Regions from separate parts of the Mus musculus genome. Here all the other regions are linked to region 1. Evidence: chromatin loops called from intact Hi-C (ENCODE). Cell type or tissue: left cerebral cortex. All regions are shown on one strand. Each heading gives the region's core, and the rest is flanking DNA. Links, peaks and the distances in the headings are about the cores only. Region 1 has its middle 24 kb from the start of Gm52069. Region 2 has its middle 5.2 kb from the start of Gm16578. Region 3 overlaps 4833439L19Rik (RIKEN cDNA 4833439L19 gene). Region 4 has its middle 20 kb from the start of Gm16578. Region 5 has its middle 21 kb from the start of Thoc3.

Evidence for each region. A loop is a pair of places that touch in the nucleus more often than their neighbours do. Peaks named below come from ENCODE experiments on the same cell type or tissue, not always from the same donor. Only the 100,000 strongest peaks of a DNase experiment are listed, where the experiment ranks them.
Region 2: it touches region 1 in a loop (5-fold over the local background); 29 of 42 quality-filtered maps call a loop at or near these places.
Region 3: it touches region 1 in a loop (2.3-fold over the local background); 2 of 42 quality-filtered maps call a loop at or near these places.
Region 4: it touches region 1 in a loop (7-fold over the local background); 33 of 42 quality-filtered maps call a loop at or near these places.
Region 5: it touches region 1 in a loop (9-fold over the local background); 31 of 42 quality-filtered maps call a loop at or near these places.

The regions. Positions count from the first base shown.
Region 1 is chr13:54,111,073-54,117,431 of GRCm38, forward strand. No RefSeq gene overlaps it. Among named protein-coding and RNA genes, the nearest start is that of Gm52069, 24 kb to the left of the region's middle. In left cerebral cortex, for the core only: a CTCF peak has its summit at 2,917; DNase peaks (open chromatin) are centred at 2,922, 3,804 and 4,868; H3K27ac peaks cover 790 bases.
Region 2 is chr13:54,225,080-54,231,438 of GRCm38, forward strand. It overlaps a transcript of Hrh2 not described here. Among named protein-coding and RNA genes, the nearest start is that of Gm16578, 5.2 kb to the left of the region's middle. In left cerebral cortex, for the core only: a CTCF peak has its summit at 3,027 (motif pointing left); a DNase peak (open chromatin) is centred at 3,020.
Region 3 is chr13:54,555,773-54,562,131 of GRCm38, forward strand. 4833439L19Rik (RIKEN cDNA 4833439L19 gene) reads right to left here. Exons shown (of 9, transcript NM_133797.4): 4 at 5,921-6,099; 5 at 3,426-3,552; 6 at 755-879. Among named protein-coding and RNA genes, the nearest start is that of 4833439L19Rik, 6.4 kb to the right of the region's middle. In left cerebral cortex, for the core only: a CTCF peak has its summit at 2,826 (motif pointing left); DNase peaks (open chromatin) are centred at 1,227, 1,847, 2,095, 4,071 and 1 more place; H3K27ac peaks cover 527 bases.
Region 4 is chr13:54,239,826-54,246,184 of GRCm38, forward strand. No RefSeq gene overlaps it. Among named protein-coding and RNA genes, the nearest start is that of Gm16578, 20 kb to the left of the region's middle. In left cerebral cortex, for the core only: a CTCF peak has its summit at 2,766 (motif pointing left); DNase peaks (open chromatin) are centred at 736, 2,748 and 5,586; H3K27ac peaks cover 606 bases.
Region 5 is chr13:54,444,254-54,450,612 of GRCm38, forward strand. No RefSeq gene overlaps it. Among named protein-coding and RNA genes, the nearest start is that of Thoc3, 21 kb to the right of the region's middle. In left cerebral cortex, for the core only: CTCF peaks have their summits at 2,925 (motif pointing left) and 3,818; DNase peaks (open chromatin) are centred at 2,918 and 3,779.

The DNA of each region.
Region 1 (6,359 bases), core at 495-5,494:
GTCAAGAATTACCGGGCATAGTAGCGCACCCCTTTAATTCCAGCACTTGGTAGGCAGAGGCAGGTGGATTTCTGAGTTCGAGGCCAGCCTGGTCTACAAAGTGAGTTCCAGGACAGCCAGAGCTATACAGAGAAACCCTGTCTCGAAAAACCAAAAGAAAAAAAATTAGTGTCAAGGATTGGTGCTTGCCCATGGGATGGGTCTCAAGTTGGGCCTGTTATTGGTTCGCCATTCCCTCAGAGTTGTGCATTCTTGAGTCTGACCTCAATCTACTGAGCTAGAATCAGTTTGAAAGTCCTAGCAACAGCCACATTTCTGGTGTTCCAGGGGTCAGCTGGCTGCCTTAGGGGAACCTGAGGTAGCATTTGATCCTCTGTGATTCTGTGTTTAGTATTCACAAGCTTCCATAAGGCAAGGAAGCCATTGGTGACATGCTTCAGACAAAATTAACAAGCTTACAAAGACGAGAACTTGCTATTTTACCCATTGGCATGTATCTATCACGCAGAATAATTGGTAAAAACCAAGCATCTTTGTCGCCACTGGGTTCAAGCTGAGCTCTTGGCATAAACATCCTCATGTCCTGTCCAGATAAAGAAAGGAATCTTCCGTATCATGGGGAAGTTGTAATTCAGGTGCAAAAAGAAAATGAAATACCAACTTTTTCTGGGAACAGAGCTGAGAATGAGTGTATGGTCTCTGGGGATCTGGGGCAGGGAGAGTAAGGACCAACAGCTTGGTCCACACCCAGCCTCTTCTGGAAGAGGGTAGAGCTGAAGATGATCTGCATGGCCTGCTTAACTCTGGAGCACATATGTCCTTTCTCAGAAGATGTGAGACTCTGAGGGGTGGCTTGACATGTCTGGTGACACTCGCTCCCCAAGCCTGTGTCTCCACCCATATCTGCCCAACTTGGAGGTGATCTGCCCAGCCTCGGCCTCTCCATCTGTAGTTACAATGTAAGTTACAATGATGCAGTGCTCTAAGATCTCCATGGTAACTCCCCATAGTTACAATGTAACTGTCTACCGGCTCTACAGTAACTCCCCCAAAGGTTTCTCTGAGCATTGTCTCCATTAAAAGTAAGAATTGTCATAAAGAAAGAAACAATGACAACAAAAGTCATGATGCAAGAACAGATCCCAAGCATGGGAGATGGCTCAGCCTGTAAAGCTTCTGCCGTACAAGCACGAGGTCCTGAGTTCTGATCCCAGATCCCAAGTGAAAAGCCAGGGGAGGTAGGCCATGCCTACAACCCCAGTGCAAAAAGGAGACAGACAGCTGGTCCTTGAAACTCACAGGCTGACCATCCTTGTCTTGTCAGTCAAGTTTAGTCTCTGTGAGAGACGATCTCTCAAAGAAAAAAGGTGAAGAGCAACCAAACATACTTGAAGTCTACTGCTGGCCTCCATATGCATGCACAAGCAAACATGTGCCCATCATATACATGTATACACTACACAGTAGCAAGTATGGATAACATGCTGGGGAGAGGGAGAGGGAGTGGGAGAGGGACAGGGAGAGAGAGAGAGAACCACAGACCTTACCTGAAACACTCAAAAGACTATGAAAGGGTCTGTTTAGACAGATGCACATACTTGATAATAACACAGAGTCTGAAATCACATCCAGTCAAAGTCGAAGCTTAGCATTGCCGTGTCCCAGAATAGGATCAATGGTTGTTCCTGGAACAGTGTTACATCACTGGAGACTGAGAACTGCTGTTCTCATGTCCACTCTATACTTCTTGAATCAGAAACTAGAGAGAGACCTAGCCAGCTTTCACATACACCCTGAGTGGTGCTGAAAGACACAGACTTGAGAAACGCTGGCTGTGGCTGGACTCTCCTGACTTGGATTCAACTCTGTTTCTTAAAGTAAGGCAGGTAAAGCTCTTTAAACCACAGTTCCTACAGCTGTAATGTGAAGACAGCACTTCCTTCCCTGGGTGGTAACGAGGATTCACATAGCATGTAGCCTGGCTTCCTTCCCTGCGTGGTAATGAGGGTTAACATAGCATAGCATAACATGGCATGGTGCACGCTCAATACTCTGACCTGGAGTTTCACGGCGTTTTGTCTGCGGCCCAACTAGAAAGTGAGAATGCCCAATTGCAGAGTACAAGTCTGACAGTATCTGATGACATTTTATAAAACTTTCATGCCTCCTTGTTAACCACTTTAGTTCTACAAATCAATCCCATGGAAATATGCTCTCTGGCTTCTCCCATGCGAGCCGTGTGAACTGAGTATGTTGGGGAAGCAGGTAAGGGACTGGGGTGGCAGAGAGGTTGGAGGACGTTCCCAGAGGATGGCGAGATATTTCCTAGCAAAAGATAATAGGCATGCACTGTTATAGGAGTAATCAAAGACATTAGAACGCAAGTCCTTTAGTATTTTTTAAAGTCTTGCAAAATAGACATATTGGTACATTTCAGTTGACTGTCACAGTGTGCACTAAGCAGAGAAGAAAGGCTGCCACTGGGCACTAAGACCGACGCTGGCCTGAGGTTTACTTTTTCCCCTCTTTTCTGTTTCTCGAACTCAGGACATGTTCATTGCTATTGAAAAATAATTCTACAGTAGAGCACAATAGTACTTACTTTTGTTCTTAGCACTCAGGAAGCAGAGACCTCTGTAAATCTGAGGTTGAAGAGATAAAGTGTCCTAAAGTAATGAAGACCTAAGTTCAATCCCCAGTGTCTGCATAAAAAAGCTGGGTGCAACAACCGGTGATCACTTGTAACCCAGAACTGGAGAGACACAGACCAGCAGATCTCTTGGGGCTCACTGGCAGGCAGCCTGGCCTAGCCTCAGGCCAATGAGAGACTCCTATCTCACATCTCCTTGTCAGGCCTGCGCCAGGGTTTGCAATCCCAGCTCCGGACCAGAGAGGAACGGCAGTACTGTGAAGTGACACCAGAGAGCAGCATTGCCTGCAAGATCTCAAGGCTGATGCTAGATGCTTCCAGGAGCTGCCTGCTGGTGGCAAGAGGCTGCAGGCTAGTCCCAAGCTTAAGCAGGTGGTCCTAAAGGCTTGGAAGAAAGACACAATTCCCCCAGCAGTAGCTATTGCTGTTGTTGGAGTCCGTGGGCAGGATGGAATCCTCCCCATGTGCATTTCTTTGGGGTACATTGTAAAAGGGGGTCTTCAGCGAAAGTAAGAGAAAGGCATGGTCACACCCCAGACTAAGGTGGGCAGGGCTCTGCCCTTGACCTCTGTGCCACCAGAGCTGATGGTATTCCAGGAGCTCAGAGAATGAGCATTGAACTTTTTGTGAAAGGGGACAGAGTGGGAGTGCCCCCAGCAAGCCTTTTGAGCCATCCCCAATGGGCGCGGAGATCACCAGGAAGGGAAACTATGCCAAGACCTAGAGATCAGAGCAGCATGCAGCAGCTTAGGAAAAAGCCCACGAATCCCGGTCCTGGGAGCTCTGAGCACCTGAGACGGCACGGCTTCAGCCTCAACCCTGGGCTTCCTTCACAGCCTGGCGCTGCCACTGCTTCGGTGAGCCTCTTCTCAGAGCCTATCTCCTCATCTTTAATATGGGCCAATCTGTTCCACTGAGCAGTCTGAACATTAATATTCCCAGGGAACCCTGGGCCAGTGGCCTGTTTGTGTCCCCCAATCCCTTGGCCTTTTCCTCTATAATAACATCTAAATGGAAAAGCTCCCACGCTGCTTCCAGGAGCTTCGTTTGGGTGGTCCCGGAAAGCCATCCTGCTGCCTTCAGGGCCAGGAGCGTAGATCCAACAGGGCTGACAGCAGTCACCAGCCAGGCTCTGTTCTCATCCCTTTTTCTAGTAGACTGTGCGCTACTCTGATAATGAAAATGCTGACTACAGAAGCAGTGGCTCTGACAAAGATGGTAATATGAGAGAACAGCCTTTTAAAACTAAAAATAGAGAGGAAAATACCGGTTCTATTGAAATAAGAACGGGCCCAACCCCGTGGTACGGACTCTGAATAACAATTTCAGATGAGGAAGGAAGGGCTGGGAATCCACTTTCAGAGAGGAGCCATGTGGGGTGAGGAAGGGTGAGAAGCTTTAAGGGGACTGTGGGGGTGAGGACAGAGAAAGTGGAACAGGCCAGGAGACATCAAAGAAGGTGGTGGTGGTGCTGGTGGTGGGAGCTGGTAGTGGTCGTAATGGAGGAGGAGGGAAAGGAGAAGGAGGAGGAGGAGGGCAGAGAGGAGGACAGAGAGGTGGAGGGAGGAGGATAGAGTGGAGGAGGAGAAAGATGGAGAAGAGAAGGGGAGAAGGATGAAGAGGAGAAGGGGAGGAGGAAGGAGAGGTGGAGGAGGAGGAGGACAGAGAGGAGGATGGAGAAGAGGAGGAGAAGGAGGTGATGAGGAGGAAGAGGAGGAGGGAGAGGGAAATGAAGCCCCTACGTGAAGTAGGGTTGCTACAGAGGAAAAGGCAGTGTGCTGTGAACTTAGCGTGAGAAACAAAGGAATCTCCACGTGCTTAGAGTCTCCCAGCAAAATCTGGAGGAGGCAGGTCCAATTCCATCCATCTGAGAACAGAGCCAGAGGTTGGGGAGGTGTGATCTGGAGGGACAAGGACAGAGACTGACAGCAATGGGACATCACTGAAAGTTGACTGAGCATTAGAGCACTCGCTGTTTGAGTATGTAGACAGCACGCATTTTTAATCCCAAGTTTCATTCCAAGTTCATTTGAGAGGGAATTAAAGGGGTCGTGTCCATTAAAGGGGTCTTGTCCTCCGGTCCCTTCCAAACCTCTCTCAGTGAGAGCTTAGGCTGGGGACTGGAATTTTTAAGCACTGGGAGCCTATTTTAAGATGCATCTCTGGCTGAGAACTTCTAGTAACAGGAACGTACCAGAAATCGTTCCGTGGTTCTGGCAATGCTAGGAAGCAGATTAAGGCCCACACAGTTGCACTCTGTCCAGCACAGTGCAGAGCTTACTAACATGTGTTCTCTCTCATGTAGTTCTCGCCCATCAATGAGCCCCATTGTGCAGAAATTCAGCTTATTCCTCCCTAGAGAACACTTCATTTCATCCCTCATGAGCCCTGTGAATGACTTTAGAAATGGCCACCTCGCAGGTGGGGGAATCACAACAAGTAAAAGACCCACCAGCCACCATGACACAGAGAGAGCTCTGAGCAGAGTACCCTGCCCACCACACTGGTGCCTGCCACAGTCACCTCCTCCCAGGCCCAGCCCTCAGCCTACCTTCTGCCAGTGTCCAGATGGACAGGGCCAGTCTCTGTTCCCATGTTAAACATCAAGATATCCTGAAAGCTGGGCGTGGTGGCGCATGCCTTTAATCCCATCACTTGGGAGGCAGAGGCAGGTGAATTTCTGAGTTCAAGGCCAGCCTGGTCTACAGAGTGAGTTTCCAGGACAGCCAGGGCTATACAGAGAAACCCTGTCTCAAAAAACCAAAAAAAAAAAAGATATCCTGAAGCTGCCCAAGGCAGGCAGCAGATGTCCCTAAAGCCACGGCTCATCATCGAGCTTTGAAAATGCACTTCAGAGAGGGTTTCAGATACAGGGTCGGCTGCTTGAAGTATCAGGTGCTGTCTGGAGCCCCACAGTGGGCTCTATTATGCCTGTGAATGACTTTAGAAATGAGTTCTTTGGTCTTTGGTGGACTTCAGTGTAAGGTTTCTTTTCTCCCTGTGAGGGGCTTATTCTGGTACATTGACGTTCCCTGCCTGTTGCTGCATAACAAACCATTACACTCACTTCTTTCAAGAAGATTCTACTCCAGATCCTGCAGCTGGCCGGGCTTTGCCTCTCCTGCTCTCACCCAGACTCAGGTGAGGAGCTGCATGTGGTTGCTGGGAAGCCAGATAGGTCTTCAGTCATGTGCATGCCTAGTAATCAGACTAGGGTGTTGGCTAGGGCACCTCAGTGCCCCCCCGCACCCCATGTAGCCTCTCACCATCCATAAGGCTAGACCTTATCATTCCAAGTACTTACCATGCTCCTGATGATACTGCACTTGTTTGTGTCCAAAGGAAACCACTCTTGCAGCTAAACCCAGAGCACTGGAGGAAGAAGTCTGGGAGCTCCCGGGAGCCTTGTCATGTTTAGAAATGTCATTGGCATGTGCTAATGGCCTGCTCCAGGAGCCCCCATCAGAGGCTCCTATAGTATCTCTTACTTCTCAGTATCCCAGTCTCTTCTGTGCCTCATGATCCTGGATTCCTGACTCATGGATCACCATCATCCAGAAATTCTATGTCTCACCACCATCTCACCTCCACAGTACATCACACCTACTTAACAAAGCAACGGGGCCAAGGCCTTCCCAGCCACAAGGTTTTATCTTGTAGCACTAATAGTGAGTGTCTTTCTATAGAGGGGATCTTACATTAAACGAGA
Region 2 (6,359 bases), core at 556-5,555, 110 kb after region 1:
TCTTCCAGCCTTAAGATCTGGATCACAGGTGAGCCCTCAGCCCTCCAATTCCAGATTGTAGTCCATTGCAGATATAGTCAAATTGACAACCAGGAATAGACATTACACATACCCAGCACCAACCTGTTGGCTGTGTTTCCTCAGGCAAGTTCCCCAACTTGTCTGACCTTTGCAACCCCTCCATAGTACAGAAATCCATCTCCAGCGTTAGTGTGACAAGTGAGACTGAGCACACAAGGTGCCCAGGGCCAGGCCTGGTGTGCGTAATCGCTCACAGATGACAGCTTTTCCATGGTCCCCATCGCTCAGTGACCAGAGTTTAGATCTAGCAGGTGTGTGTAGCCTATACCCCCGAACTTTCCAGCAACATATACATGGCTAGACCTGAATCTCTAGATACCCGACCTGGTGCCCAGCCAACCGGCTGCTGAGAGAGTCCCAGGCCACACACCCAGCAGAAGCTCAAGATGAATGTGGGATCACACACTTTGCCTTGAGAGGGGACATCTGAGAGAGCCACCTAAGCCCCCTTCCCTGTACCTTCCCAGTGCTGGGGAACTATTTCCTGACAGGGGTGGGGGTGGGTCAGCATTCTGTCAGTGAGGTGAAATAGCTGAGATAACAGCTTCAAAACAGAGGAGAAGTCTCAGTGTGTGGCCATTGCTTTGCTTCAGGACTGAGGTAGCAAGTATGTCAGAGAATGCTGGCCAGCCTCCTCCTCTTAGTGGCTGGGAGGCAGAAAGGGAGGAGGCAGCTGGGCAAAATCCCCCTCCAGAGCATGCTTTGCTGTTAATGGCCCAACTTCTCTCCACTAAGCCCCTCCTCTTAAAGGTGCACATCCCACACCACCCTGACACATGCACCCCACTAGTACACCTGACTGGCCACCAAGCCTTTAGCATGTGCACTTTTGCATGAGGGGCAACAATGGAAGGAAAAGTTCCTTTCCCCTATCTTCTGAGACACTCACAGCCTCCACACAGAATCCTGAGGAAGCCACAGGGAACTTGCCAGGAGTGTTAGACAGTTCCCAAAACCCCTGCGCTCCAGAGCCTTCAGCAGCTCCCCAGTACCTGGAGACCATACCTCAGTCAGAACCATCTTGCTACCACAGAAAGGATGCATTTCTGTCTCCTCTGCATCTTCTCCTCCCCTGTCCTCAGAACACAGCCCCAGCTCATGGTGTTCCCTCTGCCCCACACCCCCAAACATTTGGAGGGGCTGTTGAATTACCCCCCTATCCATTGTCCCAGGGAAAACACAAATGTCCCCTTTCTCATACCTCAGAACAAGAAATGGCTTCTGTTCCATACAGCTCTCATGACAGTGCTGGTTCTTGCTCACGGGCAGGGTAGACACACACGCTCAGGCACTGGATATGCACATGTGTGTGTATGCATACCCAGCCACACACAAGTGCACACTCTTAATTTCATGCACTCTTGCTTTCTGCTCACTCAAAGGTCCACACGTTGTTCTCTGTCTACCTCAGCTGTTGATCTGTGCACACCATCACCATAAGTCACTGGAGGATGGTCACCTATCTTGTTATCTCAGAGGCAGTCTTCATTCTATCACATGCATGTAGTCTGCCTCTCAGAGAACAACAGCTCATCATAGGAAGCAGGTAGTATGCTTCGGAGTCAGATGGCTCCAGCTCAAACTGCCCTCTGATGAGAGTCCTTGGGGTATCTCCACCTCCTCCCTGGAGTCTCAGTTGTGTGGTGAAAACATTTGCCTTGTAGGGTCACTGCCATAGTGGAGGAGAATAGGGTGTGGCAACCAGTTAAAGCCTCAGATGGTGCTACTTCTTGTAAATAATTTTCTGTGGGCTTGTGTGTGTATGCATGTGCACAAGGCTCACTGTGCATCATGGTATACACAGGAAGTCAGAGGACAACCTATGGGAGTTGGCTCTCTCCTTCCATCATGTGGGTCACAGGGATCAAACTCAGACACTGTTCAAACACACCCAAGGACATCGTTATTTAGTTATTGTTCAGATATCTGCTGAAATGGCACTACCATCAACACATACACATACACACACTCACATGCACACACACACATACACACACACACACACACACCGTCTGCTAGGGCTCCTGCTTTCAAGGCTCTGGCAGGCTACTTGTGAGAGGCAGGGAAGCCAGCAAGCAGGTGAGGACTGCCATAGTCAGCCAGAATAGGCACTCCCACACCTGCCTGTCTAGGTCGTTGTCTCTTGAGATTGCCAGCATTCATTCATCAATTCACACAGACAAACATCCACTCTGAGGTAGACAATGGATAGAAGGCGAGAGATCCAAGACAGGGAGATGGCTCGGAGGGTGAAGGTGCTTGCTGCCAGGCCTGAGGAGCTCACTTTGATCCCTGGGTCCCACATCATGGAAGTAGCAAACCAACTGCTACAAGTTGTCTCTTGACTTTCCACATGGGCAGGATGGCATATGTGACACACCCAAATAAACATATGTGGTTTGTCAAATGCAAAAAGAAAGAAAAATTTGCCACCTGCCATTATGACACCCTTAGTTTAGTCTTGGAGACAGAGAAGCAATCCAGTGGCCAGCTCAGGGAAATAAGTGCAGAAACATGAGAGGAGGCAGTAATTATGGGAGAGCTCAGAGACAGCTGCTCAAGGAGGTGACAACTGAACAGCCTTGAAACGGGAGTAGAAAGGGTCATCAAAGGAGAAATAAAGGGCTGGGGACATAGCTCTGTGGTAGAGATAGCAGGTGTGGGACCCTGGGTTCCAGCCCCGACACCCTGAAGGTGGAGAAGAAATGAAGGGTATGCCAGGTGCTAGGAACAACATATGCAGAGTTGCAGACACAAGCAGAGCAGTCGGTGGTTCGATCTGACCATCTGTCCTGCAGGCAGTAGAGCTCAACGCAAGAAGGCCTGGGAGCTCGTGTCCCGGGATGCTGCTGTTACTAATATCACAGAAGGAAGCCCGGAGTCTGGAGAAGAGCTGAGGGAGGCATCCCATGAGGGAGCATCGATGCTGGGTTCTGACCCCTGGTGGCTGAATGGATTCTAACACCTTCAGTTCATTCAAATCCGCATTTAGGAATAGTCTTATTCTGGCCACTGGTAAGCACCAGCAACAGAAACTCAGTAAAGAAGGACAGTGGAGGTGGCCACTGCCTCAGAGCTGTGAGGTCAAGGGTAGCTGGAGTGTGACTAGAACCAGTGCTGAGGTCACCAGGGACTGGTCTCGGTCAGCTCTCAGCTCGGCTTCTCACTGTCAACAGGCTTCCTTCTCCCCATGTGACCTGCAGCTGGCCCAAGCTCCCGCCTTACTGTCTTTTCAGACCCAATAGAAAGGTTCGCTCCCCAATACTGCTCTCTCGATATCCCCCAATATATAAAAAGAAAAAAGAAAAGAAAGAAGAAAGGAAGGAAGAAAGGAAGGAAGGAAGGAAGGAAGGAAGGAAGGAAAAAGGAAGGAAGGAAAAAGGAAGGAAAGAAAGAAAAGATAGAAAAGAAAAGAAAAATTAGTGATGAAGGAAAAATAAAACCATCAATTTTTTTTTAAAGTTCATTGATAGAATTAGGTATTGGTTTTTCTATCCTGAAACTAATTGTCGTGAGCCCAGCGAAGAACACAGGCAGGGGCTGGGGGAGGTCAGCCTCCCCTCTTCCACATGGGACAGAGTGGGGATCTCAGGGGACAATTGAAGTGTTCCCAGGAGAGGACAATGAAAAGGTGGCCCTGTTCTCTCTTAGAGCCCTGTTAACAGTTTTTGCAGCAAGTGGTGGGGGTCAAGGCAGAATGGGTTATGGGGCTATGAGAGGCATTGAGGACTGGAAAGTCTTCTAGTGTCTCTATGAACCTAGGCTGGAGTCTGCACACTGAGGGACTCCTATCATGGTTTGGTGAGTTTGATAGCCTAAGCCACTGGACTTCGCATGTACACAAATCCATATGATGCTGTGGTAAGGAAGTGAAGAAAGGTGCAGTTTGGAAGACAGCAAGAAAAAATGGGGACAGTTAGATAGGGTATGTTAACGGTGAAGTAGAAATCAAGATGAAAGGAAAAAGTGAAACTCTATCAGTAATCTCATTGGCCAATGGAATAAAATGTCCAAATTAAAAGGATATGAAGAGCCAGGCTTGGCAGCCTACACCTTCAGTCCCAGCACTGGGGACTTGAGATATTGGAGCATTGATTCAAGGTCTGCCTGGGCTACAGGGTGAGACACTGTCTCAACAGAAGTGCCTGTGACATGGCTCAACTGAGCGTGCTGCACAGTCCCCAGAGGCCATGCAGAGGTGATGAAAGAACTGGCTGGTTGAACCTGTCCTCTGACCATGGCAAGCAAGCTACAGCATTTGCATGCCCTATACACCAAACAGGCAATAATAGCAATAATAGTAATAATAATAATAACAGTAAGTAAGGTTTTAATAGTAAGAAAAGTTTTAAAAGAAGATAGGAGGGGCTGTCAGATTTGATTATTTTAAAATAAACAGACTTAACATATATAAAACAGAAATATTGATATTATAAGGAAGAACATATATTAGGTACCATACACTAATAATAACAAAAAGAAATCTATCTAGCTCTATTAATATCATACAAAATAAACATTGAGTGGAAGTTATTGTTAAGGATAAGTAAGGCCAATGTATTTTGATGAGAGCTAATCTATCAGAAAGATCATTTTAATTCATATGTGCCAAATGACCCTAGCTTGAAAAACATGTAAAGCTAACAGAAACACAAAGAAAAACTTACAACTCATTATAATATAAAATGTATAATATATTATCAGTATTTAAAAACCAGGTATATGACTATCAATATAAGAATATAATTCTTTATTTCGATTTACAATTGAAAGTGTAATGTTCCCTCCCGACAAAAGCAGAACACATTCGGCACACAAAAGAGCTGTCTAAAGCTGGGTATAGTGGCAGACACTTACTCCCAGAGGCAGAGGCAGGTGGATCTCTGTGAGTTCAAGGCCAGCCAGGGCTACATAGCAAGATCCTGTCTCAAAAGAACAAACCGAAGAAAAAGAGTTGAGCATCTACTAGAACTCTGTTCATAAAGCAGTCCTCTAATGAAGACAAAGTTAAGTAGCAAAAGAAACCTATGCTAACTTGCTAACGCATTCCTTAGTTGGTGGAGTGAAGGAAAAAAGTCTTTAAGCTGTTAGGAAATAGAGTTGAGTGCAGGACAATGTAAACAAGACTTCGAAACATACTCCATTCCTCAAAGTGTCCACCAAGGGAAATGCAGGAGTACGTGCTTAGAACATAAACAATGGGTTTGAAATTTAAGTACTAAAAGTTCAACTTGGAAAGTTAAAAAAGATCAACACCGCGCACCCATACACAGTAAAGAAAAGGTCAACCATGGAGCAGACATTAGTGAAGCAAAAGACAAAGGCTTGGTCAAAAGAAGAGCAACAAACCCAACCACAGTTCTGAGGAAAATTCTGGAAAAACTGGCAGGTCCATCGCAAAGAATGGAGGACGTTTTTGTAGATTTTTGGTATAATTAAGAATAAAAATACCATTGGAATCAACTCCATGTCCACCCAAAGGGAAACAATGATCAGGTGGAGGTGTTCAGTCAGCACCACACACAGGTAGGAAAACCATTTGCACGTTAAAAATAGGAATGGGAGGGGTCAGGAAGAAAAAGGGGGGAAAAAGTATTGGATGCCACGTGTCTTAGTCAGGGTTTGTATTCCTACACAAAACATCATGACCAAGAAGCAAGTTGGGGAGGAAAGGGTTTATTCAGCTTACATTTCCACATTGCTGTTCATCACCAAAGGAAGTCAGGACAGGAACTCACACAGGGCAGGAACCTGGAGGCAGGAGCTGATGCAGAGGACATGGAGGGGTGCTGCTTACTAGATTGCTTCCCTTGGCTTGCTCAGCTTGCTTTCTTATAGAACCCAGGACTACCAGCCCAGGGATGGCACCACCCACAATGGGCCCTCTCAGCCCTGATCACTAATTGAGAAAATGCCTTATAGCTGGATCTCATGGAGGCATTTCCTCAAGGGAGGCTCCTTTCTCTGTGATAACTTCAACTCCTATCAAGTTGACACACAAAGCCAGCCAGTACACCACGTGACACACAAAAGCCAATCACAACATTTAAACTTGTAGAAGAAAAAAAAAAAAAGAACACTTTGATGACTTTGGGATGTATAAGGCTTTTCATAAACAATCCCAGAAAGGAAAATAAATAAAACATGGCTATTAAAATGAAGGCAAATGTGGGCTGAGTTGCTGGCACAGTAGGTAAAAACTCTTGAGACATAAGCACAAGGAACTGAGTTTGAATTCCTGGAACCCACATTGTAAAGCCAGACATGGTTGCATGTGC
Region 3 (6,359 bases), core at 808-5,807, 450 kb after region 1:
CTCTCACCAAAATACTGTAACCCCACTCCAAGACAGGTTCCCTCAATGTCCTGGCTGGCCTGGAACTCACTAAGCTGACCAGGCTGACCTTGAATCCACAGAGATCCTCACCTGCATCTGCTTCTGCCTCCCAAAAACTGGGATTAAAGATGAGCACTATCACACCCAGCTCCTGAACAGAAGGTTTAAAAAGTTAAGAATTCTCTGGGATGGCGGTACACACCTGTAATCCCAGAATTTGAAAGGAGGATCACAGTTCAAAGCTGGCCTGGATTTTGATTTTGTTGTTTTTTGAAACAGGTTCTCACTATGTAGCCCTGGCTAGCCTGGAACCCTCATGCTCACATGTACACTGTATTAAAGGAATATGCCACCAAACCAGCCTGAGTTTATATACAAAGACCAGACCCTATCTCTAAATAATGGCGACTGAGTTATTCAGCTGAGTTATAAACCATGGGAACCGTGGGAGTCTCCTCTCCCTCCGTCACGGCCAACCACCCTGGCATACATAGAAAAGAGTTCAGTTCAGAGTTCTCATACATGTCATATATAAGTAAAGCGTGGCCTCACTCTCCAGACCAGCAAGCAAGATATCTGCAGCTAAGGCGTCCAGGCCTTCAGCCAGGAGTGCCATCTTAGCAGGACAGTCCCGGTCTGCCTGCCATTCTCTTCTTGTCACTCTCCAGGACAGCTAAGCTGGAAAAAGTAAAGCACAACTGCAGATCAAGTCATGATGGCCCTGCTTGCTTACATGGAGTGCTTCTGCCACTCGAAGGTACTTGGTCTCCTCCGTGGTAAGGCCCTTATGGGGTGTGTAGCCAGCATCTCTCAGTCCTGCCTGTTGTTCAAAACGCTGGATGCTCTCCTGGGTCTGCTCTGAAAAGAGAGGACAGGTCATGCTCAACCCTCACCAGTGGCAAACCAGCCAAAACCAGCTAGGACAGAACAGGTGTCTTGTTCTCCCCAGAGGCAAGAGGCCACACTGAGCACTGGAGACTCAGGAGTACCCCAGACGCAAAGGTTCCCTCAGAAGCCAGCCTTCTCTCACAGCACCCCAAAAAGCCGACTGTCCTGAAGGGAGCTGGATGCCTTAGCTCCTCACACTCAGCCTCTTGACACTTGACATTCAGCAACAGCCCCTGACATATGGACACAGTAAGACTTCCCAAAGCACTCAGCTGCTGAATCAGCACCTACACAGAAACTCTGCCAAAGGGAAGCATTCCTGCCAGCTGGCACCAAGGTACCAGCCAGAGTCGCAGCACAACAACCTGCCTTGGCCCAGCCCAGGCCTAAATAAAGACTCTTAAGTTTCTTACATATGGTCTACCTGTTACTGTCCCTGGCCCAGTTAACCATGTCCTTTCAGCCTGACTTATTATGTCACAAGTCGATCACACTACAGAATAAACAAGAGATTTTTTTTTCTTTTTAAAAAGATTTATTTATTTTATGGATGTGAGTACACTCTGTAGCTGTACAGATGGCCGTGAGCCTTCGTGTGGTTGTTGGGAATTGAATCTAGGACCTCTGCTCGCTCTGGCCCAAAGATTTATTTATTATTATAAATAAGTACACTGTAGTTGTCTTCAGACCCACCAGAAGAAGGTGCCAGACCTCATTACGGGTGGTTGTGAGCCACCATGTGGTTGCTGGGATTTGAACTCAGGACCTTCGGAAGAGCAGTCAGTGCTCTTCTGCACTGAGCCATTTCATCAGCCCAATTTAAGCTACAAACTTTGCACACTACACATGAGCATGGCAGCTATGGACTGTCCCATGTCCACACCAGGTGGACTTCGGATTTAGACTTCCCACTTCCTTTTTGATGTGCACCACACTCCTGCCAGGAGAACAGCCGCGCTGTATGACAGTCAAGCTACAAAATCAAGTCACAGCTGCTGCTGCAAATGGGTCAGTTACAGAAAACCAAAGTGGGTCTGGACTTTGACTGTTCAAGTAAACTTTCCACAACTGACAAGACAAACTGATGCCCTCCTGGAGAAAAGTAAAGAACTCTGACAGAAGAGCCAGCCAAGGAGAAGCTCTGTGCACCTCAGTGCTGGTGTGGGTGTTACTGCAGAGCCATGGGCTGAATAATTAACTTCCCACACTTGCCAGAATGGCCCTTGAGAAGGAAACAGCTTAGGTAACTTGTGAAAGAAGTCTAAAATGAAGAGCTGCAGACATGGCTCAGTGGTTAGAAGCACTTGCTCCTCTTTCAGAGGACTCCGACTCAGATCCTGTTGCCAACACTGGATGGCTCACAACTATATCTCTTCTGCCCTTTCAGGCTTACATGCGCGTGCAAACACACACACATACACCTCTGCCTCCCCACTCCCAAACACTCTCAAGCACACAGACTATATACATAAATACAAATTTTTTTAAAATGATAAACTTAAAAAGGAAAAACTGGCTGCCATATCAAGCCTCACTAGGACTATCAATGGCACACTCTAAAGAAGCTGAAGCTCCACACCTGGACTTCCTGGTGGACCAACAGGCCTTGGTCAGCACTATCAAAAACTCATTTGTAAAAATATATATACATTATCTATAAATGCTATGTAAAGAAATTTAAAGTAGCTGGGTCAGTGGTACAAGACTATAATCCCAGCACTTAAGAACACTAAGGCAAGCCAGGCGTGAGAAACTCTGTCTCAGAAAAAAACAAACAAACAAAAAAGAACACTAAGGCACTACTGGAGAGATGGCTCAGAGGTTAAAAGCACTGGCTGCTCTTCCAGAGATCCTGAGTTCAATTCTCAGCAACCACATGGTGGCTCACAACCATCTGTAATGGAATCTGATGCCCTCTTCTGGCCTGCAAGTGTATATTCGAAGACAGAGCACTCCTACATTAAAAAAGAAGAAGAATTAAAAAAAAAAACAACAACAACAACAAAAAAAAAACCACTAAGACAGGGACTATTTTGAGTTAAGTCAAAAGGGGCACACAGCAAAACCCTCTCTCAAAACCAAACCAAACAAATATGCATGTAATAGTGGAAGGCCCTGTTCTCTACAACACACCCAGAGCAGCAGGTCCAAGCTCCTGCTAATGAACTATTCAACCTCACCAACAACCTGCCAGCCAGATCCCTACTTCAGAAAAGTGGGAACAGTGCTACCATTGAGTAACTTGGCCAAGACCACATTGGTCACAACAGGAAAATGAGACTGTATCAAACAACAATTGGCTTAGGAATACACCTAGGCCAATCAGATACTTAGGAATACACCTAAGCCAATGAGATACTTAACACCTAAGTCAATGAGATCCTTCATAGTCAACAATTTATCTTCCTTCTTGCTGTATCTGATGCCATGAAAGCGACATGCCTGAGAATCACCTGCAGCTGAGGCCCAACTTCTCCCTCACTCCCTTCACTCTGCCAACACTGAAGGGCGCTTACTTGTGATCAGGGAACTCATGATGACATGGGTAGCTTTAGCCTTCACCACAGGGGCCTTGTCTGAACTGTCAGTGGCTGGTGATGGAGTCACAGCAAGGGAAGAGACACTGGCCGCGCCCTCCTCTGTCTGTTCAAGAGAGGGAAGGAAGCACGTGAGCAGGGCAGGGGAGCCACACAGCTAAACTTACGTCTGTGGAGAACGTTACGAGAGTGTGCAACCTGTTAAGAGAAGAACTGCTTGAAGGGGACAGTTCTACTCGCCAAAGTGACAAGCAGACTGGACTTAAGGGAAGAACCTGGAACCACATGAGGAAAGGCAGTTTTTGGAGTCCTGAGGCCTAACTTTCAACTTCTGTCTGCCCATAATACTACAGATTAAACACTGTTTGATGGCACACGCGTAATCCCAGTGCTAGAGACACTGAGGCAGGAGAATTGGTGTGAGTTCAAGTCTAGCTTGGGCTACATAGTGAGTTCAAGACAAGATTGGAATACCTACCAAAACCTTGTCTCCAAAATGAGGAAACATTATTGAGGGATGGAGAGAAGAAAGGACAAACAGGGCAGAAACAACATGGAACAGACACCTCCTACAAGCAAGCCTTATTTAGCTGAGCAGAACTTCCTCAGACTTCGCCCCTGAGTGCTAGCCAAACACACTTCAGGCTGCTTGGTCGGTCTGGGCTGTGGGGAGGTGAGACACACAGACACTAAGAGTGAATACAGAGTGTGGTAATGCCCATCTGCAGTGCCAGCACTCTGGAGACTGAAGACTACCATGAATTTGAGGTCAACCTGGGCTACATAGTAAGACCCTAGGTCAAAAAAGAAAAAAAAAATCTGTTTCTAGCCCAGCTTATGTGAAGCCTTGGATATCCAGCACACAGAAAATAATAGTAATAGAATTTTTAAACAAACTCCCAAGTGTGATGGTTAGTGTTAACTTGACAGAATGTAAAAGCACTTAGGAGAAAGGTCTCTGGGCACCCAGTAAGAGTTATCTAGATTAGGTTAGCCTTTGTGAGTGTCTGTGGGGGTTACCTTGCTCTGTTCACTGATGTGGGAAGATTCATCTTTATTACAGGAGGCCCTGTTCCCAGCCCAGGCCCAGGCTGAGGGCTGAACCCAGGACCTTGCAAATGCCCAGCACGCACCCACCACTGAGCATACCCGCTGTCCTTTTTCTCATCTATTTTGAGACAAGATCTCACTACATAGCCTGGACTTGCCTTGAATTCGCTCTGTAGCCTAAGCAGGCAATTCTCCTGTACTAGCCTTGGAAACAGCTGGCAGGTTTTTTCATGTTTGTTTTTATATAGGTTTTTATCATAACTGTTTAGGGGTCTTGTTTCTTTAGGCAGGGGCCTTTGAATAAAACTCAGGCTGGCCTCAGACTCAAGACCTTCCTTATGCTGGCTGCCAGTCCCTGTAGTCTACCCTCTGTCTTAAACACAACATTTTCTCTTCAACAGCTGTCGGAGTTGGATTACAGCAGACAACTAACACAAGGAGTTCTTCTCCACACAGCAGTGCAGACAGACCACAGGAAGAAGTCCCTGTTCTGAGAATGTAACAGGAAAACAGAAAGGAAAGCTCAGACAGCACCCAGCTCAGCTACCGCCCACGCCAACCCAGCCTCTAAGTCTCCTACTTTACTCCCTCAACATCCACTCAGACAGAGGCACTGTGCCCTGGTACGACTCTGAGGGATCTACCCCAGTTTGCTTACACAGACCCTCACTGCACGCTTCCTCTCAGGCCCACAGAGGCTGCAGGGAAATGGCTTTACCTCAGCTCCCCGCTGACTCGGGCACCAGGCTGACCTTCTTTGGGTGACGGGCATCAGGGTGACCCATGCCCGAGCAACAACACAGCAGGCACTAGAGAGAGACCTGCGCTGATGCCAATCACAAAACGAACCACTTAAAGGGTTTTTGAACTCTATGCCAGACCTTCATTTTAATGCTGCAATACAATATAGGCCGAGAATCACTACTCAAAAACCTAAACTCTCAAGTGCCCCAAAATCTGAAACTTTTGCACACTGCCATGACACAAGAGACAGTAAAATTTCCCGGTGTAAAATTTCATTTAGTGCATAAAAATCTGACTACATAAGGGAAAAGGTATGCATACAACATAAATTAATTTCATATTTAGACTTGGTCCTTTCCCCCACTACCTCATTGTGTCTATGCAAATATTCTAATAATACTATAGCTGGATAACAGAGAAGCTATAAAGAGACAAGCAGGACTCATCAGAACTCAGGTATGCAGGTTCTGGAGTTTGGCTTCTTAGTTGGGGAAGCAGAGTCTAGAAGAATCTCTTGTAGATAACACTACTATTCAAGTTTTGGATTGGAAAAAGGGACAGAAGATGTACAAAGGGAACAACTGCTGCCTGGTTTTGTAGGGACTGAGAACCACGGAAGCTTCTGGAACAGGAAGAAAAATGGGGTGAGTTTGCCAGAAGCCGTGAGCAGGGTGAGGTACCTTGTCAAGATGCTGATACTTGCGCTCTGGAATCACTGGCTTCCAGGGGATGCTGCCCATGTCCGATGGAGGAGGAGTCATGGGCGCAGGGTCCTCTAGGGCATCATCATAGCTGAATGCCCGACGGCACATCCCGATGGGCAGGGACATCTTGCCTAGAGGCCCGCTGGGAGCAAGAGCTAAGAACAGAGATACCTGTCAATATGGGATGTCAACTGAACAGACTTTAAGTTCATCTGTAGATAAGAAAGCTGTGACACTTAGGGGACAGCTAATCCATTTAAGGGAGTAATAACAGCCCTGCTATCAGTGCTCATTGCCTTCTTTGTCTACTACACTGGCTCAGCAACACAATCCTGTTAGACAAGGTCTTGCTACGTAGTCCTGGCTGGCTAGTACTCACTATATAGCTTGCACAGCTGGCCTCAAGTTCTGCCAG
Region 4 (6,359 bases), core at 688-5,687, 130 kb after region 1:
ATTAAAAATTGAAAAGGAGCCGGGCGTGGTGACGCATGCCTTTAATCCCAGCACTTGGGAGGCAGAGGCAGGCAGATTTCTGAGTTCGAGGCCAGGCTGGTCTACAGAGTGACTTCTGGACAGCCAAGGCTACACAGAGAAACCCTGTCTCAAAAAAAAAGAAAAAAAGAAAAAGAAAAAAAAAAAGAAAAAAATTAAAAATGACATATAAACTAAAACATTATACGATTATAAAGAAAACTTGAGTTCATTTGGCAACCTCCCCACCCCCAGCTCCAATCCTCATTTTCTCTATAATTTTTTTTTGATGAATCGATAGCCTCAGATTGCTGTGCAGCACTTAATTAAATTTGATTTTTTTCTTCTTTATCATTAAAACTGCAGTCTCTGAGAGGACAGAAATTCAACACTACATCTTCAACTTTCAGCCATAACAGCAACACAAAGGTCTCCCTCTTTATTTTAACCATGGGTGCTTGTCCCCTGGTCTATGTGTCTGCCTCCGTAGCCACAGACATTAAGTCACTGCTACCCCTTTCTTATGCTTAAACAAGGAGATGCTGGTGACTTGACAACGTTTCCTTGTCAGGGCTTCAGTGCACATTTACCCCAAGACACAGACAGCCCCTGACTTACAACAGCTCTACTTAGGGTTCTTTCTTTGTGGTCATGTGAGGGTGACACACATGGCATGGATGGAAATAGCATCTTTCCCCAGGTTAGACAGATGTGACGGGATCCCATCTGGTGATGCCGGGTGGCAGCAGTGGGCTGCACCTCCTACTCAGTCATGGGATCCCCAGGGTGAGCAGCCAGCACTCCACAGTACACTAGCTTGTTAGGGGAGGGACTCACTGGGTTAGATAGAGTCAGAGCAGCAGGCCTCTGGTGTTTCCAAACTCTGGTGAGTTACTGGGAAATAATTCCATCACAAGTCAAAGAACATCTGTACACACAAGTGGATTCTGGGTATGGAGGTCACGTGTTGTCAAGGTGCCTTCAAAGAAGAAGAGTTCATTCTCAGTTGTGCCAGTACCAACAGGGAGACCCTGTTTCCCCAGCTCCCCAGTGCACCTGTGTCTAAGAGGAGGCCCCCTGGCTTCTCTTAGGCCCTAGAAGTTAGAACAAGTCAATTACCAGGACAGTAGAGAAAATGTAGGGAACAGACATTTTCACAGGTCTTCTTGAACTTGCCCTGGTCTTTTCATGACCCCTAAGTCCTGCCTTCCTCCTAGATCTTTTTAAAGGCCCTATCAGAGACACACAGCCATAGCAGGCTGTAGCAGCTAGTGGTGCCCCAGCAATGCTGTGTAACAAACATCCTTAAACTCACAACACAAGACAATAAATACCGAGTCAGATCCCGAGTCTGGAGGCATAACTAACCAAGAAGGCGCTTTTAATGGGATGGTCCAACCTCCTCCAAGGACCCGGCAGCTGTAGCACACACCTCCTCTTCAGCCGCATCCTCTACACAAGTCTCTTTCCAATCTACCTTTTCCCTTACTCATCTCCCAAATCTCAGCTTGAACATCACGCCTATTTCCAACCTGTCTCTGTTCCCGTTCTCACAATAGCTCACCACTTCCCATTCCCCTGCATCACTCCTTGACAAGAACACATCAGACACATCCCCGGCAGACTTGGACACCTATGGGGACCACCCAAGTTCACTGGCATAAGACAAATAAGAAGAATCACATCAACCATTTCTGATCAATATCCCTGTTATCAGTCTCTGCCCCTGCCCTGCCGTCCACAGCTACATTAACAATACCGTCACTGCAGCCAGAGGTACTGCAGAAACCACTGAAGAGTGGAGCCGGGCTGCTGTGTGAGATGATGAATGTTCAGGTCCCTTTCAGAGATGAAGTGGTATTTTATTCAACTCTCTGCACAACTTCTATTTATTGATCAAACTCTATCTCTAGGTGTAAATATTGAGATAACAATGATCACACCATACTGTTTAGTCAATGTTGAAGAGGAAAAACAATTGTCTACCTGTTCAACATGACACAATTTTAAACATATTTTGGAGTCCACAGACCTAGGATCTGCTAGTTCAAAGAGCCAACTATGTAGTTTTTATTAAGAGAAATATCAAGTTTTGCCCAACCCTTTTATTTAAATGAATACTATAAAAGAATGAATCATATACATGTGCCAAGTGCCAAGCCACTCACCTGCCCAGACTACACATACATTTGGATTCAGGTTTGACCTGGGGAGGGACTGTCCCAGGAAATCCCCTTTGTCCTGTCTCTCTGTTGCTAAGATTTACTCAAAGAGGGCAACATGGTCTTTGAGCATCTCATGTGACCATGGCTGGCAGGTATGCTTAGGTTACCTGATTCTCAAGGGCTGTCTTTGTTCACAAGACTGTGGGGTGAGGTGTTAACTTGTAAAACACTGATCCATTACAAATGTTTCCCTCTGGTGCAGTAAAGATGCACAGTTCAGGGAGAAAGATAATATACCAGGCAACGGTGTACTATCCAGGGCCACACTGGTAAGTTTGTATCCAACTTAGCAAACAGGAGCTCCAAATTATGCTTCATGAAAGTCTGTGTCTGCCATTGTATTTCATGAGAGTCTGTGTCTGCCAACCCTGGTATATACTAGCCTGATCCCTGCTGTCCCCAGCAGAACAAGTTCAAAGTGTCACGTTGTAAGCTTTTCATTTGTACGAGTCACAGGTTAGATCTTGACTAGCAATCTTGGGTTCTAAGAACAGCTGGTGCATAGGGTGCCCCCTACTGGCTGGGCCATTTCGTCGTTAGACACCATAAGTCTGCAAAAATAGTTGGGCCTAAGAGGAAAAAAATCAGAACTTCCAAAGTATAAAACAGTATCTTTAAAAAAATCAAAAGATGCTTCTTTAAAACTCTCCAAAGTACAAGATCTTAATATTTACAAAGTGTAACTTGTCAAACGTGGCTCAGCTCAGTTACATAAAACGTGCCAGGGTGGATTGCATGGAGCTCATGTGTACATCAGAAGGCAATGTGTGGAAGAGAAGGTTTATTATAGATATGTGGGAGAGCATAGCCAGAGGCAGGAACATCTGGGAGGGTCCAGAGTAGACAAGACCAGACTGATTGGTGCCATGTAAGGAGAGGGGGAGGAGAAGGAAGAAAGGCGAGTGAGGGAAACCTGGCACAACAGCCAGGAAGCCCAATGGTACAAAGTAGGTAAAAAAAAAATGGTTGGATTATATAGGGAAGAGCATCCCAGCCTAGGGCTGCAGAGTTCAGGGTAGAGGACAGGGTATGTCATCCAGGAGGGCCCTGTAACAGATGGGGTCTGTGTGATACAGGGAGAACCTGGAGGCCAGGTCTACTTTGATATGCTAAGTAGGCACCTCAGCCATTTGTCCCAGGTTTGAAACCTAACCTTAAGGAATCTCTCAGGAGAGTGGGGAAGACATGTTTTCAGCATCATTTTTATGGGATGTAAAATGGATATGAAGGCAAGGCCACATTCTCTGGCTCTGTTTCCAAGGTGTCGTCAAACCCTGGTCCAGCACCAACCCCATCTTAATATTCTAAAATCTCAAGGATGGAAACAAATGAAATCCCTGCCTCCCTCCTCCCCGAATGACAGTCACCACAGTCTGTGACATGCTTCTGTAACCCCCTCCCTGCACCTGTGAGCATCTGATAGACAACGAGCCCATAGTCCCCTTCTACTGTCCTAGTGGAAAGAGATTCTGAAGATGAAACAGAAGGAAACATAAGTTAAAGGTCCTCAGCTGAGTTGGGTTTTGCCTGTGCCCTGAGGAAGTCCTTCACCAGTCAGCACCTGTAGTCATTCCAAGGTGCAAAGAAGAGGTCTTGTGAACATTTTGTGTCTCCACATCCACAAAGCCATCACTTCTTTAAAAAAAAAAAAATCCTCCTTTAATCCCAGCACTCGGGAGGCAGAGGCAGGCAGATTTCTGAGTTCGAGGCCAGTCTGGTCTACAAAGTGAGTTCCAGGACAGACTGAGCTATACAGAGAAACCCTGTCTCGAACAACCAAAAAAAAGAAAAAATCCTAATATTTTTTTAACATTCTAATTTATATTTCAATCATTTAGAACTGCTTCTTTGGTCAGCTATGGACAGCTGATATAGTATAAGAAAGTGTAACCAGGGCTGGAGAAATGGCTCGGCGGTTAAGAACACTGATTGCTCTTCCAGAGGTCTTGAGTTCAATTCCCAGCAACCACATGGTGGTTTACAGCCATCTGTAATGGGATCCAGTGCCCTCTTCTGGTGTGTCTAAAAACAGCTACAGTGTACTCACATACATAAAATAAATAAATCTTAAAAAAAGAAAAAGAAAGAAAGGAAGGAAGGGAGGGAGGGAAGGAGGGAGGGAGGGAGGGAGGAAGGAAGGAAGGAAGGAAGGAAGGAAGGAAGGAAGGAAGGAAGGAAGGAAGGAAGGAAGGGTAACCAGCTTCTCATCTACCCCAAAGCACTTTCAGAACCACAGGGTAGGAGTTGAGGATGCCCTCCCCACTGGCCCAGCTTCCATTAGGCTCAGCACATCAGCACATCAGCACATCAGCACAAACTCCATGTTAGCCCAGGATAAAATATGCAAGCCCCAGGGTTGGAGCTGTGGCCAAAGAGAATCACAATTCTCTCTATACCTTGAACCCCCCAAGATATGTGTTCTGACTCCGAGCTAGGTTCTACGAGAGCCTTGGAGGTCTGTTACCCATCCATATGCACCTGATTTCACCATCTGGAAAACAGGAGTGGCCATTATTACCAAGAACAAAGAAAGAATAAAATAAGCAAGCGACGCATCCAGTGCCTTCCCCGTAAAGCTTTGCTAATAAACATTCGCTTCCAAAATCACATCATTTAAAGTCAATAACCTTTTCACAGTCAACAAACACAGGACATTTCCAGGTCTAACAAATCCCGGGGCTGGACATTTGGCAAGGACTCTTTCTTCAGGGACTTGCTGGCTCGGGAGAGCTTGCTTCACCTTATCAACGCAGGATAATGTTTCCTAGCCCATCCAAAATGACCTTCTCCGTTTTGAACTCAGTTGCACATTACCAGCTGGTTAAAATATCAGCTGCTTGCAGCACCTGAATGAAACCCTTGGACTTGGGGGAGTAACAAGGATATCTTTTGCATGCTAATAAAGGACTGGTATCCAGAAACCGTGGCCTGGCTTCAGCATAGGTACTAGTCACTAAAAAGACCAAGGTATGACTCTCAGTCCCTTCCCCCAACATCTGGGGAAGGGGAAGAGACAGGAGGTTAAGTTTTCATTGATGGTTCAGGAAGTACTCAATCATGCAGGAGTAACAAACTATCCATAAAACCCAAAAAGACACGTTTGTTGAATCCCCAGACCCCTGAGTTCATGCAGACCCCCATGGAGAGGCACACCCAACGCTCCAAGTCCATGTCCCCATGCCTTGTCCTGTACATCTCTCCACCTGCTGCTCAGCAGCAAGTAAGAAGCCAGTAAACATGTTTTCCTGCGTTATGTAAGCCCCATTTAACAAAGTCACCAAACCCAGGACGGTGTCCATGAAACCAGCCTGCAGCCAGTGTGTCAGGAGCTCGGGCTGCAGCAGCTACCGCCCCCTCCAAACAGACTATGTCTGTACTGAATTAAAGGAGCCTGTGGCAAGAATCTGCAGGACTGCTTGCTCAGAAAGCAGAAATCTTTATGGTTCTATTAACTAGAGACACAGAAGGGTTTTCCATGTTCCTGGGAATAAAATAAAATGGCAGAGAGGTCTTTTCTTCTCTATAGCCTTTGTCTCAGTCAACACACACCTAGGTGATTCATGGAGACTGTGAGGGTATTTGCTCAAGGTACCAGAGAGAGTGGGGAGTGGGAGAGCAGGACACTAGAGAGCAGGAAGGACCTTAATAGAGGGTATCACACAACAAGAGCGAGCAAGTCTCTCAGCTCAGCCCATCTCTCCTCAGAAAGCTGTAATAAGGACAGAGAGGCCTACCCTCCTGTCCGCCCTCCTACCCATCTTCCTGCCCATCCTCTTGCCCACCCTCCTATCCACTCTCCTGCCCAACTTCCTGTCCACCCTTCTGCCCACCCTCCTGCCCACCTTCCTGTCCACTCTCCTGCCTACCTTCCTGTCCACCCTCCTGCCCACCTTCTTCTCCACCCTCCTGCCCACCTTCCTGCCCACCCTCCTGCCTACCCTCTTGCCCATTCTCCTGCCCACCCTCCTACCCACCCTCCTGCCCACCCTCCTGTTTCACTCAACCATGTTTGCCCCCCAAGTTCCCAGCCTCCAAATACCGTTGACCCATGATCTTGGAGATTAAACCTTCTGACACATAAACCCTGGTGACAAATATCATAGAAACCTTTGTCAT
Region 5 (6,359 bases), core at 511-5,510, 330 kb after region 1:
CCATTTCAGAGAGGAAAAACAACGGAAATAAAAGAGCCGAGCTTAGGGTCTGAACCAAGTGTAGCTGGTTCCATCAGTGATGCCTGGTGGCTGTGGCTGTGGCTGTGGCTGTGGCTGTGGCTGTGGCTGTGGCTGTGGCTGTGGCTGGCATCCAATCAGCTAATAATTCAGAGGTGTCAAGGTTCATGCCACAACAATTGAACCGATGCCTCCCAGAAAGACAGGCTCTTTGTAACGTGTTTTCACGTTGTCTTAAGCCAGTGGTTCTCCACCTGTGTCATGAACCCGTTGGGGGCTGTATATCAGATACCCTGCAAACCAGATATTCGCAGTATAGTTCCATGGCTGTGGGGCCATTCCAGGTCACCTGGAGGTGAATGACTCAGCCCGTTCTCTTCTGCTGTGGTGGTTCCCTTCTGCACCTCATGCCCAGAAACGGAATCAGCATGACTGAGGACAGAAGGCACCGAAGCCACCAGCCAAAGTAATGTTACCTCCTTGAAACTGGTTCTCATATTTGACCTAGAAATGCCAGACTAACTAACCACAGTCTAGTCCTGAGGGCAGGGGCTAAAGGAAGGTTGTGGAAGGTCATCTGTGTGCCAAGCACCCTCCAGCAGGACCTAAGGTTCAGAATCAAAAAGTCTGCCGTGCCCTCAGAGAGAGAGCTGTGTGGGCACCGTGGCTGGAGTGTGAGGTCACAGTTTATCACAGACCAGAAGCAGAGGGGATGAGGGCTGGTATTCATGGGCATTCTCCACCACCTTTGGAGTCAGTGTGTGACCCCAGTCCACTGTATTGTGCTGCCTACATTAAAAGTGGGTCTTCCCAGGCTGCGGGGATGGCCCGGGGTGGGGGTGGGGGGTTAGGAGCACTGACTGCTCTTCCAGAAGTTCGATTCCCAGCAACCACATGGTGGCTCACAACCATCTGTAATGGGATCCGATGCCCTCTTCTGGTGTGTCTGAAGACAGCAACAGTATACTCATATACAAGGAAGGAAGGAAGGAAGGAAGGAAGGAAGGAAGGAAGGAAGGAAGGAAGAAAGAAAGAAAGAAAGAAAGAAAGAAAGAAAGAAAGAAAGAAAGAAAGAAAGAAAGAAAGAAAGAAAGAAAGAAAGAAAGATCTGAGTCTTATAAAAGATCCTTATCTCCTTATCTCATTGGTGGTATGATCTCAAAGAGGATTTGGGGATCCTGGCCCCTTTTTTAAAAAGTGAGTCTTCCCTTCTCTGTTAAACCTCTTTACACACACACACACACACACACACACACACACACGAGAATGGAGTAAAGAGTGTCTCTAGTGGGTGACCCCAGGATTCAAACCCAGGCAGTCCAACAATGAATCTGTGCTTTTAACTGACACCCATGCTGTGGGACCCAGAGTTCCTGGGGTGATTTGTTATAGCTCTGGCGTTCTCCTTCCTAGTGTCTATATACTCCCTCTGGAAAGAACATTGATAGCAGTGAACTGAACCATTCCTAAAACTTTAAAAAGAGAAAGGCTTGGACTATGGAGTTAGGCACACCCAGTTGGAACAGCTGATAGGACCATCTTTGAGCCCTGTAGCCTACAGTCAGTGTTGACTGTCAATATAACTGCACTGAGAGTCACCACAAAGCCACTCTCTGGCTTGTGTGAGGGGTTTTCCAGGCAGGTCTAACGGAGATGGTGAGATGTACCTATGATGTGGGGGCACCATCCCAAGGGCTGGGCTCACACACTGACATCTCCCTCTGCTGGGGATGAACTGTGACCAGCTGCCACATTCTCCAGCCGCCACTCCTGCACAGCCATAGGCCATACCCGCAAGCCATGAGTCAAAAATAAACCTGTATGAAATCTTAAAATTGTGCTTTTTTTTCCCCTCCTGGGCATTTGGTTTCAGCAATGAGATAATTAACTAAGATACCTCCCTGAGCACTTTCTTTGGGATTAAAATACCCCATGGGCAGCTGGAAGAGATAAAGCTCCCAGGACATGGTGTTTCAGGGTACGTTGAACTCACATCTCTGTGGCGGAGTGCACCCTCTGTGTGAAGGTGTATACAGTTGTGTGTTCGTGGTATGCAGTATAGAAGTCAAACCCCTGTATGGTTCTTGGGAGCTATCCACACTGTTTTCCCAGAATTTGCAAATTTAGCTAGGCTGGCTGGTCAGTAAACCGGAGCGGGGGGGGGGGGGGGGGGAGGGCGGGGGGGGTCCACCTGTCTCTGCCTCCAGGGCACTAAACTACAACCACCCTGGGTTTCTTTACGGGTGTTCTGGAGATCCAGATTTTGTGTTTGCATGGCAAAAGCACTTTACCCACTAAGCTATCTCCCCAGCCCACTTCTTATGGATGTTTATGGAATAAATCAATATACAGGGCTTGCATGAGGTATAGCTCCAAAGGCTATGAAGGTGATTCAACTGTCTTTCCCCCCCTATTCACACTCCATGACCTTGGATGGAAAACCTCCTTCCCGTCTCTAAAACGATCCAGCCAGCGCTGTTTAGTGGGCCCATAGAAACGCTGCCCCCGGCCAGCCTTCAAAATGGATTAAGGATTTGAGGCTCAGTTTAATACTCTACACACAAGATCAAAGAACACAGGAAAGAGCTGGCAAGCAGGGAGGGTGCAAGATGGAGCAGACCCCAAGCAACTAGCCAAGCTGCAGGGCATGGGCCCCACGTCCTGTACAGTCTGTGTCTTTAGAAATTAAAGCACACATTTCTGCTGACCCCCAGACCCAGAGCAAGCAGGAGCACGAAGGAACCTCGAGTAATTTTTCAAAACCATCAGCATGTGTTCAGCGGAAGAAAAGAGGGGTTGTTCAAGGCAGAGACACAGTCCAGCTCAACAGGGAATTTAAGGCTGAAAGCAGACAGCCGCACTGCATCCTGGAGCGGGTTTCCAACCGCAGCCTTGCCTCTGCTTCCCTCTAGTGGCCACACAGGGAATGGTCCACGGATCTTAACAGCACCACTGAGAGAGGATCACCAAGCTTCGAACCTGTAAACCACCTCCGTTACCTTCCCTCCTACAGCCGCTAGCCTGGGTGGGTCCCTTGCCCTCTGGACTCTGCTACAGTCTCCCTAGTGGCACCAATAAGATCACAAACAGCCTCCTACTGCAGGATGCTGTTCGCAGGAACTGTGCCGAGCAGTCTCGGGTCACCCAGAGTTCTTACAACTCTCTTTGGAATCAGGTAGTATCTAGTCTACAGGAGAGGAAACTGAGGCTCATAAAAGTTTAAAAGGCCAAGGCCATACGGCTACTGGGGCGGGGGGGGGGGGGGAGGATCTGTAGTTTAATCCGTTTACAAGCCGGAGCTGTGTCCTTGTACAAAGCAGCAGTGTCTCCTTGACAGTGTTGGGCGTTAACTTGGAGGCTTGACTACTAGCTAGTGGAGAGATTAGACGGTAGTGAAATTCAAGATGTGGGGCCTAGTCGAGGAAGCAATTCACTGGGGCATCCCTTAAAGAGGGTATTTCTATCTCCTGTTTCTCCCTCTCCCTCTCCCTCTCCCTCTCCCTCTCCCTCTCCCTCTCCCTCTCCCTCTCCCTCTCCCTCTCCCTCTCCCTCTCCCTCTCTGTCCCCCCCCTCACTCTCCCTCCCTCCCTCTCTCCCTCCCTCCACTGAAATAAACATTTCCTTTGAAGTTCCGGTATTCTGTTCCAGCAATGCGCAGCCAACAGAAAAGCTAAAACTCGAGGGCCAGACCTAACAGCAGGAGTTTAAGCTGATTCTGCGGCTTTTCTGAGCAGAAGCTATGCAGCAGCCTCCAGCATTGCTCCCTTCTGATCTGCAAGGCTCCACACTGCCCCAGGTGGTCTTTCTTAAAACAGAACTTCCAACTGCTTAAAGACCGGCAAGGCACTTAAGCTGACCCCCTTAGCTCAACTGTTGGCCCCTTCACAGCCAGCCCCACCACCTCCTCCCTTTAGCGAGAAATAAGCAATAAGCGGGGCTCTCTCTCGGAAACTCTCTCTGAGCGCAAAGCCTAACTGAAGGAGTGCTTTCGGGGCTGTGAGAGAGCCCCCTTAGAGCGGAGCTCACCGGAAGACACTCCCTCCTCACCTGTGGAAAAGCCCCTGCTTGGGGAGGTGAGCACTTGGGAAAGATCTGCCTGCCTGCAGCCAAAAGCCTGAGGCCACGTGACATTGCTGTCCAAGAGCTTCCAACCCCCAAAAGAGCCAACCAAACTGATTAGAAGCGGAGTCAGGGTCACACACCTGTGGATGCTGAGATGCCAACGATTTCATCAAAGGGTCCCAATGCACAAATCTCATTCTGGTTCTCCAGATCCCACGTATCAAGACTTGAGGCTGGGAGAGGAACCGGAGATCCAGGAGCCGGATGGATGAGGCCTGGGCTCCTTATATGTTTTATGATCTCTTTTGGCCAGAAAATTCTTACAGAACCACGGGTGTGTAAGTATATAAAATAGGGATACAAATCAAACACAAATTTTGTCATTTAGGGATTTTTATTTACATTTTACTATGTAGCTCTGACTGGCTTTGAACTCACAGAGATCTGCCTGCCTCTATCTCCCAAACACTGGGGTTAAAGTTGTGGACTCATGACACCCAGCAAGGAAATTTATTTTTAAAATTTTTGGTATACATGTTACCGTTTATTAAAACTAAAGCAAATTTTCATACCATGGCATTGTGTCTGTTTTCTGTGTAAAGAATAAAATACTAACAGCATATTTGAATGTGTGGGGTATTTCCATGTCTTTCAGAGTTGATAAGTATATTTTTGATTTAAAATGGTCAATAACGAGAATGCCATTTCACATACACAGTACAAAACGACAGAAGCGTATTTAGGCTGCTCCAGAAGTTGTTGGAGACTGTTCTAATTCCAAGTCAAACTTCATTTAATGACTTATTTAAATGAAACTCAACTCAACAGCAATTTTTAAAAATCAAACACCCTAACTCGGTACAACCCAAGACCCAAAGATTGCTTTGGTACTCACCTGCTGAGCCCTGTTGAGAAACACTGAAGTCTTTGTTTTCCGTAATTAAACCATTCTGTGGAAAAGCATTAAACTTACCATGTACCATCAAAGCACTGCAATTCATAACAGGCAGAAGCCCCCGGTCTGAGCTGAGGTATTTGCGGACCATTCACTCGCACTGCGTATCATGGCGGCACCCGGCCCAAAGTGCACAGTCCTGTGTTCAGAGCTGGGGCTGCAGTAACCACACTCGATGCCCCTCAGACTGTGAACTTGATTTTGACTTCATTTTTGGTCATGGTGCACTCTGAAACCTTATATTATTACCAGGTGGGGTTTTTTGTTTGCTTGTTTTTTGTTTTTTGAGCGTTTCACATGGGCATCGGATGTGCTTCGACTCCAGATCCTGGCCCATCGTCTCCTTTACTATTCTCTCCTGTGATGGTTTCTGTTTGCTTCGCACAGGAAGTGGCACTGTTAGGAGGTGTGGCCTTGTTGGAGTGGGTGTGTCACCATGGGCCTTAGCTTAAGACCCTCACCCTAGCTGCCGGGGAAGCCAGTCTTCTGCTAGCAGCCTTCAGATGAAGATGTAGAACTCTCAGCTCCTCCCGCAGCATGCCTGCCTGGATGCTGCCATGCTCCAGGCTTGATGATAATGGACTGAACCTCTGAACCTGTAAGCCAACCCTGATTAAATGTTGTCCTTATAAGAGTAGCCTTGGTCATGGTGTCTGTTGACATCAGTAAGACCCTAACTAGGATATCTCCCAACCTCAAGTGTTTTGTTTCTGTTCACATTTTACCCAGAGTCCACTCAGCACTGCCAGTGTGAGTATGGCGTGTGGCCATTGACTGGAGTGTGGGTGTCCTCTCAGGGACCACTTGGTTGAAAAAAATTGACTATCCTCACAATTGCCCATAAGCCCTCTACTAGGGGTAGGATCTCATGACTGCCCCCCACCCCAGCCCCGTGCTGGGATTTTCTGCAGCTTGACCTTGCACAAGTCTCATGCATGCTGTCAACTGCTGTGGGTTCCTTAGGTGTCCTCTCCCTAACCCGATTCTCCCTGCTCCAAAACTCATGTAACCAAATTCTTAGCAATAACGCCAGTTCAACTGTGTGCAACCACAGGCAGGGTCTAAAGGTCTAAAGGTTAGACCACGGCAGGCAAAGTAGAAATGTCCAGGAACTTGAGTGAGCACAGTCTCCAATGCAGGAGCTGTAAGGGAATGAGCGAACACAGTCCTCGGTGCTGTAAGGGAACGCCCATCTCACAGCTGCCTGCCTCCACTAGCTGAGCCTTTGCCCCTGCTCCTGGCCAGGTTAGCGTCTATCACCAAGCGCACACTGAGATGCCTCCTCCAGGAAGTCTTTCTCCAAGTACAGGCTTGCCTCCTTGTC